Linked DNA regions of Homo sapiens: region 1 is linked to region 2. Evidence: chromatin contacts called from ENCODE Hi-C or POLR2A ChIA-PET data. All regions are on one chromosome and are shown on one strand. The core of a region is the stretch at or near the end of the contact, and the rest is flanking DNA. Distances in the headings are between cores, read along the strand shown. Region 1 has its middle 27 kb from the start of SPNS3. Region 2 overlaps ANKFY1 (ankyrin repeat and FYVE domain containing 1).

Region 1 (6,567 bases), core at 454-2,953, 180 kb before region 2:
CTATTACGAATAATTGCTGCTACAAACATTCATGTCAAAGTTTTTGTGTGAGCATGTTTTCAATTTACTGGGTATATCCCTAGAAGGGGAATTGTCAGAGCAAATGGCAAATCTACATTTAACTGCTCAAGGAACTACCAGACTATTTCCCAAAGACGCTGCACCTGTTTTGATTCCCACCAGCAGCCTGCGAGGGTTTTGATTTCTTCAAATCTTTGCAATCATTTAAAAAATTATTTCTCTTTTTTATTCTAGCCATCCTAGTGGGTGTGAATTGGTATCTCACTGTGGTTTTGATTTGCAGTTCCCTGATCATTTATGATGTTATATCTTCTTCAGAAAGAAATGTCTATTCAAGGCCGTGCGCGGTGGCTCACGGCTGTCATCTCAGCACTTTGGGAGGCCGAGGCAGGTGGATCAGGAGGTCAGGAGTTCAAGACCAGCCTGGCCAAGATGGTGAAACCCTGTCTCTACAAAAAATACAAAAATTTGCCAGGCATGGTGGCGGGTGCTTATAATCGCAGCTACTCAGGAGGCTGAGGCAGGGAATTGCTTGAACCCGGGAGACGGAGGTTGCAGTGAGCTGAGATCGCGGGGCGGCACTGCACTTCAGCCTGGGTGACAGAGCGAGAGTCCGTCTCAAAAAACAAACAAACAAACAAACAAACAAAAGAAATGTATATTCAAATCTTTTGGCCATTTTAAAATTGGATTATTTGGGTTTTATTGCTGAGTTGTAAGAGTTTTTTGGTTTTTTTTTTTTTTGGTTTTTGTTTTTGTTTTTCTGAGACAGAGTCTCGCTCTGTCACCCAGGCTGGAGTGCAGTGGCAAGATCTCATTTCACTGCAACCTCCGCCTCCCGGGTTCAAGTGATTCTCCTGCCTCAGCCTCCCAAGTAGCTGGGATTACAGGCACGTGCCACCACACCCAGCTAACTTTTGTAATTTTAGTAGAGATGGGTTTTCGCCATGTTTGCCAGGCTGGTCTCGAACTCCTGACCTCAGGTGATCCACCCACCTCAAACTGCCAAAGTGCTGGGATTACAGGCGTGAGCCACTGTGCCCGGCCAAGAGATTTTTTTAATATATATTCCAGATACACATTTCTTATCAGCTACATGATTTGCAAAAATGTTCTCCCATTCTTCTGTGGGCTGTCTTTTCACTTGACATTTGCTTTATATGTGTTGAACATATATTATTAGATAATACAACTTGAGAATTGTTTCACCTTACTTTTTTTTGAGAGAGAGAAAGACGAGGTCTCCTTATGTTGCCCAGGCTGGCCTTGAACTCTTGGCCTCAAGCAATCCTGCCTCAGCCTCCTAAGTAGCTGGGACTACAGGCGTAGTCCCAGCACCCAGCTGAGGTTGCTTCAGCTTAGTAGCTTGTTCCTGTAATTATGATGTAAACACTATTGTTTTCCCTGATAACTATTGTTTGTCTTAAATACTATTTAGTTTGATACGAATATAGATACACTAGCTTTCTCTTGGTGAGTATTTTCTAGCCATTGACATTCAGCCTTCCATATCCTTGTTTGATGTGTGTCTTTTATAAACAGCATGAATCTAGATTTTTTTAAAAATCCAGTCTGACAGCCAATCTGGCCAAGTTGGTGCATTTGCAATTGCCGTGACTCAGGCTAACCAGTGGCGCCTGCAATCTGCCATGGGCCAGACAGGAGGAGGGAAAGCAGCCCTCATTTGTCAGGTGTTAGTTTTGTGGCACGCCTTGTGCGACGTGTCCCACAGATGGCCTTGCTCAGAGCTCATGCTGTGTTGACATAAACATCACTGCCCTTTTTATTTATTTATTTATTTATTTATTTATTTATTTATTTATTTATTTATTTTGAGACGGAGTTTTGCTCTTGTTGCCCAGGCTGGAGTGCCAATGGCATGATCTCGGCTCACTGCCAACGTCCCCCTCCCGGGTTCAAGTGATTCTCCTGCCTCAGCCTCCCGAGTAGCTGGGATTACAGGTGTGTGCTGCTACTACCCCCGGCTAATCTTTGTATTTTTAGTAGAGTCGGGGTTTCGCCATGTTGGTCAGGCTTGTCTCGAACTGCTGACCTCAGGTGATCCACTTGACTTGGCCTCCCAGAGTGCTGGGATTACAGGAATGAGCCACCCCACCCAGCCTTAATTTTTTTTTTTTTTTTTTTTTATGGAGACAGAATCTCACTCTGTCACCTAATCCAGAGCACGGTGGCACAAGCATAGCTCGCTGCCGCCTCAAACTCATGGCCTCAAGCGATTCTCCTGCCTCAGCCTCCCAAGTAGATGGAACTACAGGTATGTGCCAGCATGCCAGGCTAAATTCTTTAATTGTTTTGTAGAGACAAAGTCTTGCTATGTTGCCCAGGCTAGTCTCAAACGCCTAGCCTCAAGCCATCCTCCCACTAGGCCTCCAAGAATGTTGAGATAACAGCTGCGAGTAACAGGACCAGCCTGGGGGCTGTTTCTGAAACACTGACTTGTAAGTGGAGAATTTTTTTAATGTAATGCTTGAAAATATCCAGCCAGGCACGATGGCTCACTCCTGTAATCCCATCACTTTGGGAGGTGGAGGCTGGAACATCACTTGAACCCAAGAATTCGAGACCCGCCGGGGCAACACAATGAGACCCCCATCTCTAAAAATTAAAAATTAAGCTGGGCGCGGCGGCTCACGCCTGTAATCCCAGCACTTTGGGAGGCCGAGGGAAGCAGATCACCTGAGGTCAGGAGTTCGAGACCAGCCTGACCAACATGGTGAAACCCTGTCTCTACTAAAAATACAAAAATTAGCCGGGCGTGGTGGTGGGCACCTGTAATCCCAGCTACTCGGGAGGCTGAGGCAGGAGAATCGCTTGAACCCAGGAGGCAGAGATTGCAGTGAGCCAAGATCACGTCACTGCACTCCAGCCTGGGCAACAGAGCAAGACTCTGTCTCAAAAAAAAAAAAAAATTAGGCGTGGTGGTGCATGTGTGTGGTCCCAGCTACTCCTCAGGAGGGCACCACTGCACCCCAACCTGAGCAACATAGAGAGACCCTGTCTCAAAAAACACAAAAAGGCCAGGCGCAGTGGCTCATTCCTGTAATCACAGCACTTTGGGAGGCCGAGGCCAGCAGATAGCCTGAAGTCAGGAGTTCCAGACCAGCCTGGACAACAGGGAAAAACCCTGTCTTTACAAAAAAACAGCCCGGCGCGGGCTGGGTGTGGTGGCATCAGCCTGTAATCCCAGCTACTGGGGAGGCTGAGGCAGGAGAGTCGGCTTAAACCCGGAGGTGGAGGTTGCAGTGAGCCGAGATCACACCACTGCACTCCAGCCCAGGCAACAGAGCAAGACTCTGTCTCAAAAAAAAAGCCCGACAGGCGCCTGTAATCCCAGCTGCTCTGGAGGCTGAGACAGGAGAATTGCTTGAATCTGGGAGGCGGAGGTTGCAGTAAGCCGAGATTGCGCCATTGCACTCCAACCTGGGCAACAGAGCGAAACTCCATCTCAAAACAACAAACAAACAAACAAAAAACAAAACTCAGTCTAATTCTGCCCGCAGTTTTGTCCTGAGCTATTAATTATAAATGGCTTCTCTCTGCCTCAGCTTTTCTGAATTCCTTCCCTAATTCTGTCCCCATAAGCATGAGAACTTCTTCCAGCCTGGGTCCCACTAGTGGTCCTAGACAAACCCAGAAACCAGCTCCTGGGATGTGGTCTGGGCCTGGTCAAGGTTAATGGGATACAAGCTAATTATTGGGTGAGTGGGAATCATGGTCAAGGAGGGAGCCAAAGCCAGGGGCAGGCTATCAGTAGGAGTCAGGCCAGGCGCTGGGCAGGGAGTACAGAAGGTGAAGCCAGTGGTTCAGGAAGGGACACGGGAGACCAATGGAAGGGTCCTCCACCCCGCTGCCTGCAGGCATGGTCACTGCACAGAGGCTGTGGGAGGCCATGGCGTGGTCTGGCCCAAGTAGATGGACATGCATCTACATAACCCCAGTGTCCACCGACAACCAGCTGACCCCATCACTCAAAAAGAATGGCATTGATTTTCTTGACCCCAAATGCCTCTGCTGGTGGGCAGAGCCCCAGGGAGACACTGAGTTCCCAGGAAGGGAACTGAAGCCAGTGTAGCTCCTGGGATTCCCAACTGCAACCCAACCTCTCCACCCACCTTGTCTCCTGGATTCCCTCCCCTCTCCTCCCCTCTCTTTTCTCTCCCCCAATCTCCCTGCACAGCTCACTACACCCATCGCTGGGCTGGTCAAAGTTCTCCCAGGGGATCTGTTTGCAGCTAGACATATGTGTACCTGTGAGTGATCATGCATGCCCGTGGTGCACACACATCCTCTTGTGTGCTGTATGTGCCTATACACACCCATGTGTGCCTGTACATGCGTGCAGACACCCATGTATGCGCAGATGGGCACGTACACAGTGTATATATGCACTGTGTGAGCCTGTGCGTGTAAGCTCCCCTGTCCCAACTCCCCAAGCCCAGATTAGCTGCCTCTACTGGGCTGACCTTGTCCTGACAGCCCCTTGGGACTGGGGGAGCTGCAGAGCCCTCCTTGCCCTCACCAAGAAACCAGGAGGCCCAGAGCATCCCCACCTTCCTGGAGAAGGTAAGAGGGAGGAACAGGCTGAGCAAAGGTGAGAGAGGAACATGTGGCTCCTCCGGGGAGTGAGTGAGGGCAGAAGAAGGATGTCTGGGGGAAAACATGTTTAAAGAGAAAAACAGTGAGTTAGGTTTAAGAGATGTTTTACATATATATATATAAATATATAAATGTTTATATATAAAAATATACAAATGTTTATATATAGAAATACACAAATGTTTATATATAGAAATATATAAATGTTTATATATAGAAATATATAAATGTTTATATATAGAAATATATAAATGTTTATATATAGAAATATATAAATGTTTATATATATAAACATTTATAAATAAATATAAACATTTATATATATAAATATATAAATATATAAAAATAAATATATAAATATATATAAATATATACATATATACATATATAAATATATACAAATATATATGAATATATATAAATATATACAAATATATATATAAATATATATAAATGTATATATAAATATATATATATATATGTATTTTTTTTTTTTGGAGACATTATTTAGCTCTTGTCGCCCAGGCTGGAGTGCAATGGCACAATCCCGGCTCACTGCAACCCCCACCTCCCAAGTTCAAGCAATTCTCCCGCCTCAGCCTCCCAAGTAGCTGGAACTACAGGCACGTGCCACCACGCCTGGCTAATTTTTGTATTTTTAGTAAAGACAGGATTTCACCGCATTGGCCAGGCTAGTCTCGAACTCCTGACCTCAGATAATCTGCCTGCCTCGGCCTCCTAAAGTGCTGGGATTACAGGCGTGAGCCACCGTACCCGGCCAAGAGATGTTATATTTGGAGGGCTCTTGGGACATCTATGTAGGGAGAAACCTGGAGCAAACTGAGATCTTGGAGCCTTGAAACCCAGGGCAGAGGGGAACTGACCCCAGACCCCAGCTTCAGGAGTGGACACAGAACCAGGGCCTCCCCAGCGTCTGAGACTTAGATTTAGTGTGGGTTTCCCCAAAGTAGACCCTGAAACAAGGACTTGGTTGTGGATAGTTTATTTGGGAGGTAATCCAAGGAAACACAAGTAAGGCAGTGGGGAAACTGAGGCAGGGAAGAAAAGCCGATGAAGCCTGGGCAATTGGTATTTAATCTTACTCTGACCCCTCTGAGGAGTTAAGACTTGAGGGGTTCGCCCCAGAAGAGGAGAAGCCGGTCCGACCAGTAAGAGAACTGCAGAAACAGCTGGGTGCAATGGCTCATGCCTGTAATCCCAGCACTTTGGGAGGCCGAGGCGGGCGGATCACGAGGTTAGGAGATCGAGACCATCCTGGCTAACACAGTGAAACTCCGTCACTACTAAAAAAGTACAAGCCAGGCGCGGTGGTTCATGCCTGTAATCCCAACACTTTGGGAGGCCGAGGCGGGTGCATCACAAGGTCAGGAGTTCGAGACCATCCTGGCCAACATGGTGAAACCCCGTCTCTATTAAAAGTATAAAAATTAGCTGGGCGTGGTGGCAGGTGCCTGTAGTCCCAGCTACTCAGGAAGCTGAGGCAGGAGAATCGCTTGAACCCAGGAGGCGGAGCTTGCAGTGAGCCGAGATCACCCCACTGTACTCCAGCCTGGGCGACAGAGCGAGACGCCGTCTCAAGAAAAATAAATAAATAAAAAATAAAGTACAAAAAATTAGCCGGGCGTGTTGGCGGCCGCCTGTAGTGCCAGCTACTCAGGAGGCTGAGGCGAGAAGGGTGTGAACCCACAAGGTGGAGCTTGCAGTGAACCGAGATCGCGCCACTGCACTCCAGCCTGGGCGACAGAGTGACACTCCGTCTCAAAAAACAAAACAAAAAAAACAAACAACCAAAAAAAAGAGGAGCTCTCCTGAGGACTTAACGCTCTTCACAGGGTCCACGAAAATCTGGAAAAGTACATGGGATCCTAAGAGCAGGAGGCAGGACAGGGAGATTAGGATTCTGGGGAG
Region 2 (7,187 bases), core at 4,298-6,797:
TTTTTTCTTTTTTTTTTTTTTTGAGACAGAGTCTCACTCTGTTACCCAGGCTGGAGTGCAATAGTGATCTCGGCTCTCTGCAACCTCCACCTCCCAGGTTCAAGTGATTCTCGTGCCTCAGCCTCCCGAGTAGCTGGGATTACAGGCACCCACCACCACACCCAGCTAATTTTTGTATTTTTAGTAGAGACAGGGTTTTACCATGTTGGCCAGACTGGTCTTTATCTCCTGACCTTAGGTGGTCCACCCACCTCAGCCTCCCAAAGTGCTGGGATTACAGGTGTGAGCCACCGTGTCTGGCCAAAGTACTTTTTCTAGTTTATCAGAACTGAACTCAGAATAGTTACTCTGAAGAATAACAATATTCTTTCTTTAACATCAAAAGATGACCATTAGCCTTCAGAATTTTAATAGGTTTGGGTTACTATGTGAGATGGTGGATATGTTAATTTGCTTCACCATAGTGCTCATTTTACTATATATGTATCCCACAGCATTGTGTCGTATAGCTTAAATATACACAATACAATTTGTTTTTAAAAAAAGAATTTTAAGGCCGGGTATGGTGGCTCATGCCTGTAATCCTAGCACTTTGAGAGGCCAAGGTGGGAGGATCACTTGAGCCCAGGGAATTCAAGACTAGCCTGGGAAGACCCTGTCTCTGCAGCAAATTAAAGAAAAAATTAGCTGGACAGGATGGCATGTGCTTGTAGTCCCAGCTTGTTGGGAATCTGAGGTGGATGGATTTCTTGAGCCAAGAGTTTGAGGCCACAGTGAGCTATGATGTCACCACTGCATTCACTGCATTCCAGCCTGGGCAACAGAACAAGACCCTGTCTCAAAAAAAAAAAAAGAAAAAATTAATAGCTACATTGGCCTATTTAATGTTACTTGTTTTATGTCACATTTTTTTGTGTAGGATTGAAGCAAATAGGGTGGCAAGTAGACTTGAAAACAGTCATTTTCAAAAGTTGACCTGAAGGTTGCATTTTCATTTAGTACTTGCCTGACTGCTATTGGAAAAAAAGGGGCAAAGAGCAAAATTTTAATTTAATTCTAGTATTAATATTCATCAGAATTATATGGTGAGGAGAATAACAGGGATGTGTTCTGAGAATGTGTCATTACGTGGTTTTGTTGTGGGAGCATCATAGAGTATAGTTACACAAATCTACATGGTATAGCCTACTACACACCTAGGCTATATGGTATAGTATGTTGCTTCTAGGCTACAACCCTGTACAGCATGTTCTGTGTAACTGTACAGCATGTACAGCATGTTACTGTGCTGAATGCCATAGGCAGCAGTAACACAGTGGTAAGTATCTGTATATCTAAACATAGAAAAGTTCAGTAAAAGTACAATATTATAATTTTACGGGACCATCATCGTATCTGCAGTCTGTTGTTGACCAAACATAGTTATGCTGCTTATGACTGGACTTGCCGAAGTGATTGTGTGAATTATATCTTTGTTCAGAAGGTTTGTCAGTTGAGAAGGTACTGTTTTCCATGCGCAGTGCCAGGAACACTGAGATGATTATAACACAGTCCCTGCCATACGGAGCCCGTACTCTGCTGGAGGAAACAGGCCATTCACAAATCATTTCAGACCAGGGCTGTAAATACAGAAATGTAGTTAGCTTATATATAAGGTTGAGAACAGACTAAGTTGGGGTGATAAAGGAAGGTTTCAGAGGTGGCTAATACCTGAGTAGTGTTGTAAAGGCTAAGTAGGCATTTATCTCATGGATTAAGGGGAACATATATCAGTGTTTCCCAACTGTGAGCGAACTCTGTCTCTTTATGATAATTTCTAGGATTTAACTTGAGGTCCATAACTAAAAGTTGTAGATACAAATGCACATACACACCTACACATGTGCAGATGCCTGCATGCCAGTAACTAAAAACATTTGCCTGGGAAATAGTTTTTTACTGGGAGGGTACCAGTCCACGTGATCGAAATCTCGAGGGATAGCTTTTTTTTTTTTTAAAGCATAGTGTTTTGAAACCATGTATCTTTGACCTCATATATAACAGAATTATGAAGACCTTATAAGATCATGTAGTGTTCTTCACAAAATGTGTGATAGGATCTTGATTATATGAACAGAATGTTTATGAAGACTAGAAGGTAATAAATATATGGAAAATATTCGACTTTGTTAGAAAAAAGTTAAGAATAAGCTACCATCTTTTGAAATCTATATAATCAAACATTGGTGATCCTAGTAGCTGTGAGGCTCATGAAGGTGGTATTCTTGTACATTTGCCAGTGACGATACAAATAGGTATGACAGTTCTAGAAAGCAGTTAGGCAGCTGAGCTGTGAAATATTCCTACTTTTTTTTTTTTCTTCATTATCTGACTTCTGGGATACTGTCGTAGGTCACTCAGACAGTGTTAATGTTCCTCAGTTTTATTTTAATTGTGAAATATCGACTGCCACCAAAATGAATGAGAGTGGCAAAAACGAAACATCGCTGCTCTCTGAAACAAAACGACACAACACAGAAAATTACATCAAGGAATAAAAAGCCAATTTTAACATTGAATTAAAAAATTTTGCTTTACACTGAAATTTTTTAGTACATCCAAACGTTTAGAGCTTTAATTCAGTGCTGTCTGGCCTTAATTCAGTGCTGTCTGGCCACAAGATTGCATCACTGTGAGTCAGGAAGTTTTCTCGAGTTCAGGAAAATAGAATATTAATGTCTTTAAATGTCTCTAGACTCTCCTCCAGTTGTAAATAATAAGCGTGTTTTGATTCTACTATAAGGTTTGCTTTCAGGAGTGATCCGCTTCAAAGTAAATGGTTTTTGTGGCTTTCACAGATCAAGCACCTGTGAAGATAGCAGATAGGAGAACATGTGGCATTTTTACTTTTTATGACATTTTAATGAAATGTATCTTTGAAATGTGTTATGGGGGAGAGGTCCAAGGTGGTAGTGGCATGTGTGGGCCTGTTCCTGTTGAATTGTGTGCTTTGCCCAGCAGTCCTGCTCATTGCCTAAACCTGGGCTTGCAGTTGCTGAGACTGCCTGGGAAGCCTGTGTGTTATGTGATACCTGGAAGCACTGACACTTCATGGCAGCAATTTGAGGAAGATTGGAAATAGGTTCTTGTAAACAGGTGTATAAATAGCATAAAAGCTGTATTTTAAAGGCTCAAATGTTTTCCACACCAACAGGCTTGATAAAATCATTTAATGAATTTATTGGTGTTTTGTTTTTTCAACATTAATCCATTCATATAAAAAACATTGAGTGGTAAGCGCTTTTCAAGGTGTTAGGGATACAAAGTGTACAAAATTAAATTCTTGCTTGCATAAACTTACATCTTAGAATGTAAGAAAAACTCCACATTTTTCTTTTTGATGTTCTTGTCTAATTGATATTTCTTTCTTTCTTTTTTTTTTTTTTTTAAACAGGATTTCACTCTGTCACCCAGGCTAGAGTGCCATGGTGCAATCACGGCTCACTGCAGCCTTGACCTCCTGGCCTCAGGTGATCCTCCCACCTCAGCCTCCTGAGTATCTGGGACCACAGGTGTGTGCTACCATGCCTGTCTCATTTTTTATAGACATGAGATTTTGCCATGTTGCCCAGGCTGGTCTTGAACTCCTGGACTCAAGGAATCCTCCTGCCTTGGTCTCCCAAAGGCCTGTTGGGATTACAGGTGTGAGGCACTGCACACAGCCTTGATTATGAGAATTTTAGCATATGTTGATGAAATACAACAGGCATTATATACACTTTAAAGGTGTTTGGATATATGAATCATACCTTGTTCAAAAAAGTGAAATGTTTGTACCTGATATGATCCACTGATGAAGGCACAATCACTTCTGTAGGATTCTTTTTTTGTTTTTGAGATAGGGTCTCACTGTGTCGCCCAGGCTGGAATGCAGTGACACTATCGCGGCTCACTGAAGCCTTGAACTCCTGGGCTCAAGAGATCCTCCCACCTCAGCCTCTCAAGTAGCTGGGAGTACAGGTGTTCACCACCATCCCTGGCTAATTGTTTAATAGAGATGGGCTCTTGCTGTGTTGCCAAGGCTGGTCTCAAACTCCTGGGCTCAGATGATCCTCCTGCCTTGGCTACCCAAAGTGTTGGAATTTCAGGCATGAGCCACTCTGCCTGGCTCTTGTATAGGATTTTTGCCATTAATGCATAACCTCAATCTACTCATGAGAAAACATCAGACCCAAATTGAGGGACATTTCTCAAAATAATCAGCCAGAGTGTTTCTCAAACATGTCAAGGTTATGAAAAACAAGAATGGTTTAGGAAGTATTACAGATTGGGTGAGACTAACACTGAATGCAGTGTAGAATCCTCAGTTGGATTCTGGCCATAAAAAGGGTATTACTGGTAAAATTGGCAAAATAGGGCCTATAATTAGTTAATGGTATTGGTATTGTATGTATTACGTAGTTACCTAATTTTGATCATTGTACTATGGTTATATAAGCTGTATTAATAATAGGGGAAGATGAGTAAAGGGCATATGGGGATGCTCTGCAGCTTTTCTCAAAGTATGAAAGTATCTGAAAATGTAAACAAAGTAGAAATTTGCTTTTTTATTTCTTACTAAGGTATCTTTAAATATATGAAGTGATATGTTAATTAGCTTATAACCATTTCATAGTGCATACATATATCAAAACATGTCATACATTAACTCTATATAATTTTTGTCTGTTAAACCCTAATAAAAAAGAATAAAAGATAAAAGTTTATAAAGATACTGATTGACCAAGTGGGAAGAGAAAGAATATGACTGTTAGCTCAGCAAAGCATAACAAATCTGAGTCCACAAGGAAAGTATTATATTTACTTCTTGGTGAAGTAAAGCAATTTGCTTCTAGCAAAATGATCTGTTTATGGCCTCTCTGTAGCACTTTACCAGTAGCAGCTGACACGATGAGAGGTTCCAATGGATTAGAATGGCTGTTTTGAAGCTAGAGTTTGTTGCATACTTTCTCAAGCAAAGATCTTACAGTTCCTTGGCATAAGGGCTCAGGGTATGAGTCATTCAGCTCTCCTGGAATGTGTCCTGGATAGTGTCAAGCCATTCCAAACAGCAGAAAACATCCTCCTTTATTCCTTTTCACTCTGGTTGGGAAAGCTATCCCCTGAAGCACCATCTGGAAAGCTTGCACTCTGCAGTGGAAAGGGCATAGTTTCCCAAACTGTGTACTCGGGGAGCTGTGTGCTATTTAAATTTTTAAGAGAAGCACAGCAATATTCAACATCTGTTGGCTACTGTGTGAACTACTAGGTTAAGGCTGTTCAGTTTCAGTATTAAATCATACTGTGTTCCTTCGATGACATCCACGGGAAGTTTAGAATATGCTCACAAAAAGGAGTAAAAAAGAATATGCTCACAAATTCTTTGCTATTTCTCCCTGCAAAGGTGGATTCAAATTCTCCTCTTCAGTATAGGCTGATTCACCTCTAATGAATGGAGTGTGGTAGAAGTGGCAGCATGTGACTTGAGAGATGGCTTCATCGAAGGCACTGTGGCTTCTTCCTAGCTCTCTCTTTTGGATTGCTCATTTTGGGGGAACGTTAGCGGCCATGTCATGAGGACACTCAAACAGCCTTGTGGCCTCCTGCCAGCAGCTGAGTCCCATGCCCAAAGATTCTCTCAGAGCTCAAAATAATCTATTTTATCTGCGGTTATATTCTTTACTTAATCCTCATACTGCTTTTGGGTTTTTCTCACCAATCTTTGGTTATGTTAAGTTTGTGTTTGTGTTGGCTTATTGCAGATTTGGTTTAGGTTCATTGTTCTTTTAATTTTTATTTATATTTAGCCAATTCAATAATTTCTTTTTATCTGTATTAAATCTTTCTTTGAAATTCCTTTGAATTATTTTTTCTTTTTGAGTTGAATTACTATCTTTTATCTCATTTTCTTTTTTTTTTTTGAGACAGAGCCTCACTCTGTCACCCAGGCTGGAGTGCAGTGGTGTGATCTCAGCTCACTGCAACCTCCACCTCCTGGGCTCAAGTGATTCTCCTGCTTCAGCCTCCTGAGTAGCTGGGATTACAGGTGCCCGCCACCACGCCTGGCTAATTTTTGTATTTTTAGTAGAGATGGGGTTTTGCCACGTTGGCCATGCCGGTCTTGAACTCCTGACCTCAGGTGATCCACCCACTGCGGCCCCCCAAAGTGCTGGGATCACAGGTGTGAGCCACCATGCCTGGCCTCATTTTCTAATAAGGTTAAGACTATGACTTTTTTTTATAGTATGAATCTGACTACATTGCAAATATTTTGGTAGGTACTGTTTTCATTGTGATCAATTTCTAAATAGTCTATTGTAATAATAGCAAGTTTTTACATAGCAGTTACTATGTGGTGGTGGTGTTTTGAGTGCTTTATTATGTATTAACTCCACACAGTTAGCAAGGATTGGAGCCGGGATTTGAACCCTAGGTAGTTTGGCTGCAGAATTCGTGCCATTAACCACAGTGCCGTGCTGCCTGTCAGTTTGGTTTCTTTTTCCTCCAAATTGAGGTGTAATGGAAGTACAGTAAACTGCCCACATTAAAAGTGTGCAATTGGATAAGTTTTGACATACGAATACACCTGTGAAGCCACTGCCACAATCAACATAAACATTTCTATCCTTGCTGGGTGTGGTGGCTCACGCCTGTAATTCCAGCACTTTGGGAGGCCAAGTTGGGTGGATCACTTGAGGTCAGGAGTTTGAGACCAGCCTAGCTAACATGGCGAAACCCCATCTCTACTAAAAATACAAAAAATTAGCCGAGCATGGTGGCACATGCCTATAATCTCAGCTACTTGGGAGGCTGAGGTAGGAGATTGCTTGAACCTGGGAGGCAGAGGTTGCAGTGAGCCGAGATCGCGTCATTGCACTCCCGTCTGGACGACAGAGTGAGACTCTGTCTCAAGAAAAAAAAAAAAAACTAACAAAAAACATTTCCATCCTTAAAGCTTTCCTCATGTCTCTTTGCAATCCATCCCTTTTGCCATCCACTTCTGCAGCTAAATGCTGATCTGCTTTCAGTCATTATAGATTAGTTTGCAGTTTCTAGGCTTTTATAGAAGTGCAATCATAGAGCATAGAGTCCCTTTTGTCTGGCTTCTTTCACTTCTTTTAGCATATAGATTTTGACATTCACCCCACACCTTAGTATGTTGCTTTGTG

What was found. A loop is a pair of places that touch in the nucleus more often than their neighbours do. ChIA-PET counts read pairs that join two places held with the same protein, here RNA polymerase II (POLR2A). Pooled maps may share reads with other maps.
Region 1: a loop to region 2 is called in a map of transverse colon, with 2.8 times the contacts of the local background. The contact joins two enhancer-like sites. A Hi-C loop is called at or near these places in 1 of 168 maps with a recorded cell type or tissue (transverse colon), 1 of 37 single-sample maps with no recorded cell type and 7 of 50 pooled maps. POLR2A ChIA-PET finds 5 or more read pairs at or near these places in 9 of 52 experiments (AG04450, B cell, BJ and 6 more).

What each region holds. Positions count from the first base shown.
Region 1 is chr17:4,403,212-4,409,778 of GRCh38, reverse strand. No RefSeq gene overlaps it. Among named protein-coding and RNA genes, the nearest start is that of SPNS3, 27 kb to the left of the region's middle. Within about 2 kb of position 1,703, at least 2 of the 41 ENCODE cell types and tissues checked have a DNase peak (open chromatin) inside an H3K27ac peak, as active enhancers do.
Region 2 is chr17:4,228,176-4,235,362 of GRCh38, reverse strand. The region is part of intron 3 of ANKFY1 (ankyrin repeat and FYVE domain containing 1); the gene reads left to right. Among named protein-coding and RNA genes, the nearest start is that of ANKFY1, 32 kb to the left of the region's middle. Within about 2 kb of position 5,547, at least 22 of the 41 ENCODE cell types and tissues checked have a DNase peak (open chromatin) inside an H3K27ac peak, as active enhancers do.